Regions from separate parts of the Homo sapiens genome. Here region 2 is linked to region 1. A link is a loop called in an ENCODE intact Hi-C map of the cell type or tissue named here. Cell type or tissue: PC-3. All regions are shown on one strand. Each heading gives the region's core, and the rest is flanking DNA. Links, peaks and the distances in the headings are about the cores only.

Region 1 (2,754 bases), core at 255-2,754:
ACTAATTGTGTCATCCATGGCTTCATCAGGAAAAAGAAAGCATACCAAAAAAAAATTTAAGGACCAAAATCATTTTAAACACTTCTCTTTAAAAGATTAAGGATAAAAAAAAGGAAAAACCATGAAAAACCTTAAGCCTCTCCTAACTTAATGCAAGTTCCACTGATGCTCTACTTTTATTCTAGCACTTTCAAAAGTTGTGGTCATAAGATGACCCATAAAGTCAAAGTCAGTAGTGACATGACTCCTTTATAATCTAAGATTGTTTTTCAGTTTCTGAGAGTTTATGTTTCTACCAGTGGAAAGAAAAAAAAAAGTGCAATATTTGAGGAACTTGGTGTTTTTTTATAACACTACTGAAAATAGAAATATTTAAAGCCGGGAAAGAAAATACAATGGTAGCAGCATGTTGATCCAGACTTAATAGCTTAAGAGAAATGTAGAAGTGTGAAAATCAAAGAGGAAGCTGGAAGAGTCTGTTATAAAGCAGGTCAGGTACAAAGGGTACAAAGGCAGGTTAAAGGGTTTCCTGCCACTGAAAAACTGACCCATTTTTTTTTCAGAGTGTGATCTGTTATCAGTGTTCTCTGTCCTTTTTTCCTCTTCATCTCAGCTTGATATTACTGTTTCCTTTCATACAATGTTAATGCAGTGATATAAAAATATATTATTAGTGATAAATCAATTTTTCTTTCTCTCTCCACCCACTCCCCCTACCCCCCATCTAAGTCTTGAAGACAAGTCTGGACCAATTTCTCCATCCTGCCTCTGGCAGCAGACTGTAGCATTTCAGATCCTCCACCAAGTCCCGGCTGCTTCAAAGGAAAAATCCTACTTTCTTCAGTTAAGATCATAAGAAATATAGGGGGAGGGGGTCAGCTCTGTTTGGACATAATTACACTTCATCAAAAGAAGCTTTCTTCATCTTCCATGCGTGAAAAGTCTGCAAGCAGTTAAGTCTGTCTTTTTTTTTAAATATAAAAATTGCTATTTGGGAAACCAGCCAAAACTCAGAAAGCCAATATAGTAAAACAGTGCACACCCTTTGTTTCTCTTTGAAGTTTCTTAAATAAATATGTTGAGGGTTTACAAAGTACACTATCACTTTGCCATACTTTCTACTTAAATTGATCAGAAAAAAGTTATGCAGCATCTATATAATACAAAAGTAAGATAAATGAAAACACTAGTTTGAATCTGTAATGTAAAATTAAGCATGGCACCCAATCCTTTAAAAACTAAAATTCATTACTCTAGTTAAAAAAAAAAAGTATTATTACATAAGAAGAAAGATGCAATTCAGAGCATACAGGTAAATCATCATGTTCACATTTTTCTTGATTCTAACTAGAAAAAAAGGAAAACTTTAATTGCATAGTGGACCTGCATAAGTAAATGAGAAAAAGGAAGAATGAATACACACACACACATACTCCAAACCTAATCAGTCAATAGTGATATAGGATGTGTCTTTTTTTCTTCTTTTTATGAAAGTTAACTAAACCTGATGCAGAGATAACTCCCTTAGTTTTGATTCTACCGGAGGCTGTGAGCCTCATTTTATTTCAAACAACATGTCAGTGACAGTATCTCATTAGCATGAATCATTTTTTTTAAGTTAAAAAGTACAACTTCTTGGCCCTGTTCCTAGAAAGTAAACTAACACTACTCATCGGAAACAGCCTTGCTTGAATTTCCCTTATCAAGTTTTTACAATGGTAATAATTTGACATCTGATCCAAACTAAAGAGCAATTATTAGACATGGTTTAAAAAGTGGTGCTCCTCATTTCCTATTCAAACCTGGGTTGCAATGATTCCATAAGGCTTTATTTCACCTCAGTTCTAAAGTGGTCTATTTTCTTTCTTCTTATCAAAATACTTAAAATGGAAATATTAGATTCAGTTAAGTAAATAAATAAGCATAATGCTTCTAATAGTGAGTAACTAGTAAAAGTCTTTCTGTAGAATAAGTAAATAAAAGCCAAAATATTGGCCTCCTTAAAGACTTTTTTAAAAAACATTAACCTCATTTATCAAACAGTTACAAAAACCCTAAAAGGGATAATTTTCTATTTAAGGATCTCTAATTTTTGAATATGGATTCAGATGATGGGAATCCTTACATAGTATGGAACTATTAATATTAGAGTACTAATCATTCATCTGTCTAGGCAACCTTACATAGTCACTCTAACATAAGTAATACATTATTCACTTATTCAAATGAAAAGCCTTATGTTAAAAAAAAACCATGGTTTTTAATAAATTCTTACTATGAGAGTAAATTAAATCATATAGAGGTAACCTGTGATAAGTGAAGAGCATTATGCCAGCTGTCCTTGCTACAACTTAGACCAAAATTGATATTACCAGGAAATTGATCCAACATATCCATTTTTCTTTCCCCTTTACCACTCAATTTACTCAGTTATTTGACTCCTCATAATTCAGAAGTTGATCCTCCAACTGTTCTTTTCTCTACCTTATATGCTCACACCCAGTGAAATTAGGAGCTAGTTTTTCTGAAAACATTGTTTGAATTTTCAATATCATAAAATAAATGAAAAAGGCCTGAGTACTCAGAAAAACACTCAACTTCATCTGGATGTATTTAAATCAAATCTTCAGTAATTCTATTCAGAAAAAGAAGGTGCTGATTTGTATACAGACTAGTCTACATTTCATCAAAGGAGCCTAATGTGCTTATTCTATTATCAGTATCAAAAGTCAGAGACCTACCTCGTCCACTCCG
Region 2 (3,033 bases), core at 249-2,748, 260 kb before region 1:
CCTCTAAAAAAGAAAAGCAAACCTGACTTAAACCCAGGATGGGCAAAACACTCAAAACTCACCCTCTCCCTGAAACCCACTGTGTTTCCATGGTGTTCCTTTGATCAGGGAACAACGAATTCACACAAACCAAAATTGAGAAACAAAGAAAGAGAAATCATGTCAAAAGCAGAGACCAATTTTGAAGCATTCAGGAGGACATGAGGCCAAGATGGGTGTGATCCTAAAGGCTACCACCCAATAAGGCTTAAGGGGAACAACTTGCCTCCCACATCTTAGCCCTGGGTCAAAAGTCTCTTTCTCAAAGGAAGCACTACAAAGCGGTGAAAAGGTGTCCTTTGTGAGAAGTTCTAATTTGTCTTTTGTGAGAAGTTCTAGTGCTACTATAAATCACTGTGGACCATAAAGAGGGCCTCAGTGGAGGTGTCCCTGAGCTGCTTGAACTTGATGAGTCCTGAAAAAAAGAAACTTCCACCAACGAAGGTCAAGGGAGGACTACGATCCATTTTTAATCACTTGAAGTGGTTAAAGGGCAATAGCTCTGGTGGCACAAAATCACCCAACAAAAATGAACCTGGCACCTGTGCTGTCCTGGTAGCTGAGAAATTTTTAAGGAAGCATTCCTCAAAAGCAGGATGCATTGAGACCCAGAGGCTGAGGTTCAAGGTTAAAGGGTCCAGGTTGGGAAAGAATGACATTTAACTATCTAGTTTCCTTTTTTTGTGTTTGTTTTTTGTTTGTTTGTTTTTTGACAGTGTCTCACACTGTCTCCCAGGCTGGAGTGCAGTGGCGCCATCTCAGCCCACTGCAAGCTCTGCTTCCCGGGTTCAAGTGATTCTCCAGCCTCAGTCTCCAGAGTAGCTGAGAGTACAGGTGCATGCCACCAAGCCTGGCTAATTTTTGTATTTTTAGTAAAGACAGGGTTTCACCATGTTGGCCAGGCTGGTCTCAAATGCCTGGCCTCAAGTGATCCACCCACCTCGGCCTCCCAAAGAGCTGGGATTACAGGCATGAGCCACCACACCCAGCCTAGCTTCCTTTTAATATTGGCCTAACAGTCAGCCAAATCCAGATGAGTCTGGTATAAAAATGAGAAGATAGCCAGGGCTGCTGGTGACCTGGTGAGGTCATGGATGTAACTTCAAATTAAGAAAGTCACTCAGGTTTTAAAATCGCCCTACCCACCTCTCCAATCATCCTCAGGCTGTCCTGGTACAGTACACCAGCTCCAGCATCCAATTCATAATTGCTCCCAGATGATAACAGAGGCAAGGGAAGAGAAGCCAGGAGCAGGCTATCATGATATAGCTCATTTTCCAACTTCATATTATTAAGACGTCCCTTCTCTTTAGAATATAAAAGACCCAGAGAATCCCAGGCCTGACCTCCAAAGATTCCTAGGGTGGAGCCCAGGAATCTGTGAGGTTAGCAAGACCCCATCCCTACCAAGGGATTCTGATATTGGTGGTTTAAGGACTTACCGTGACCAAAACCCTCTCCCAGAACCCCATGTCTGGCTCCACTCATGGACCCCAAACAGAACACATGTAGTCAGGGTTGAGCAACCCGGAGATAAGCTCTGTGCTCCTGGGGTGAAAAGGCCATGGTTTTGTGGTCGTTCTTTTGGAATGCATTGCAGAAGGAGGACTAAGCATTTGTTCTTCATGCACGCAAGCTGATGACTCAATTCTGACAGCAGGCTTCTTGTAAGACGGCCTCCGCCAGGCTCCATAAGCAAAAGATTTAGTCAAGTGTGTTAATTCAGGTAGGGCTGTAATTAACTGACTATGGCTTCATCTCACCCTCAGAGTGTCCTTTTTAGATTGTATTATTGTTCCCAAATATTAATTCTCCTCTCTCCACTCCACCAGAGCTGCTGCCAACACAGCTTTCAAGCAATATAAGCAAGAGATAAATGTTTATTCTTTTAAACCATTGAGTTATTGAGGCTGTTTGTTATTGTAGCAAAAACTGGCTAACATAACCCTGTTTTGACAGGTACAGGAGTAAAGGACATTCTTTCACCTAACATACTTATTTTAAAGACCTACTGTGTGTCAGGGATTATTCAAGAATAAATGTTCAAACCTTACAAATACAGAATTTGACCACACCTTCCAACTCAGCTTTAGTCTCTTCTTCAATGGAAACAAATCATGTTACTCTTCTACTTAGAATTCTTCAAGCATTCTCCAGCTAACTCAAATTAAAGCTTAAGTCCTCTATAATGGCCTGCAGGACCCTACACACAGTCTGGCTCTCATATCCCCCATGACCCCATTTTCTACTACTCCCTATGTCCACTTTTCCAGCTGCCCTGGCCTACTTGCTGTTCCTTGAATACACTGAGCATGCTCCTACCTTAGGGCTGTTGCACCTGCTGTTCTTTCTTCTTTGGCCACTGTTCCCCACAATATGACAGGGCTCACTTCCTCACCTCCTTTAATGTCACCTATCAAATGTCACCTTCTCACTGAAGCATTCCTTGACCACCCAATTTGAATTGTAACTCTCCCCATGCCCTCCCTATACCTCTCCCCACCACATCTCTCTCCACTACACTCATCACCATCAAAATGGTGTGTATCAGCAGTTCTCAGAGTATGCTGTACAAGCCCTGAAGGTTTCTGAGACACATCAAAAGAATTTTCGTAATAACATGAAGCCATTACTTGTCCTTTTTCCCTTGCAGTATATGTCCTTTCTCTCTTACACTTGCAGTATGTCTTTTAATACTCTGAAAAATATACATAAAGGTCTTTTGCCACCTACCAAACTATGACAGTTGTCTCAAGGAAAAGTACTTGTATTATTGTTTGAGTTGCAAGCTGAACTGGCTGTTTTCTTTTTTTTTTTTTTTTAATGGATTTTTCTTTTGATCTTCACAGAAACCCTTTTTAGGGATTAATTGTTTTTATTCCCATTTTATGGTTGAAGAAACTAGAGCATAGAGAGTTTAAGCAAAATGCTTGCCTAATAAGCACCAGAGCTAGGATGAAAATGCAGGTTTATTCATTAGTTACATCATTAAGT

The links. Hi-C counts contacts between places; a loop is a spot of excess contacts. Peaks named below come from ENCODE experiments on the same cell type or tissue, not always from the same donor. Only the 100,000 strongest peaks of a DNase experiment are listed, where the experiment ranks them.
Region 2: it touches region 1 in a loop (2.6-fold over the local background); 2 of 110 quality-filtered maps call a loop at or near these places.

The regions. Positions count from the first base shown.
Region 1 is chr6:45,432,007-45,434,760 of GRCh38, reverse strand. RUNX2 (RUNX family transcription factor 2) reads right to left here. Exons shown (of 9, transcript NM_001024630.4): 4 at 2,742-2,754. Among named protein-coding and RNA genes, the nearest start is that of SUPT3H, 55 kb to the right of the region's middle. In PC-3, for the core only: no CTCF peak of the experiment used is centred there; a DNase peak (open chromatin) is centred at 1,640; H3K4me3 peaks cover 289 bases; H3K27ac peaks cover 933 bases.
Region 2 is chr6:45,696,398-45,699,430 of GRCh38, reverse strand. No RefSeq gene overlaps it. Among named protein-coding and RNA genes, the nearest start is that of RUNX2-AS1, 120 kb to the right of the region's middle. In PC-3, for the core only: no CTCF peak of the experiment used is centred there; a DNase peak (open chromatin) is centred at 1,660; H3K27ac peaks cover 1,944 bases.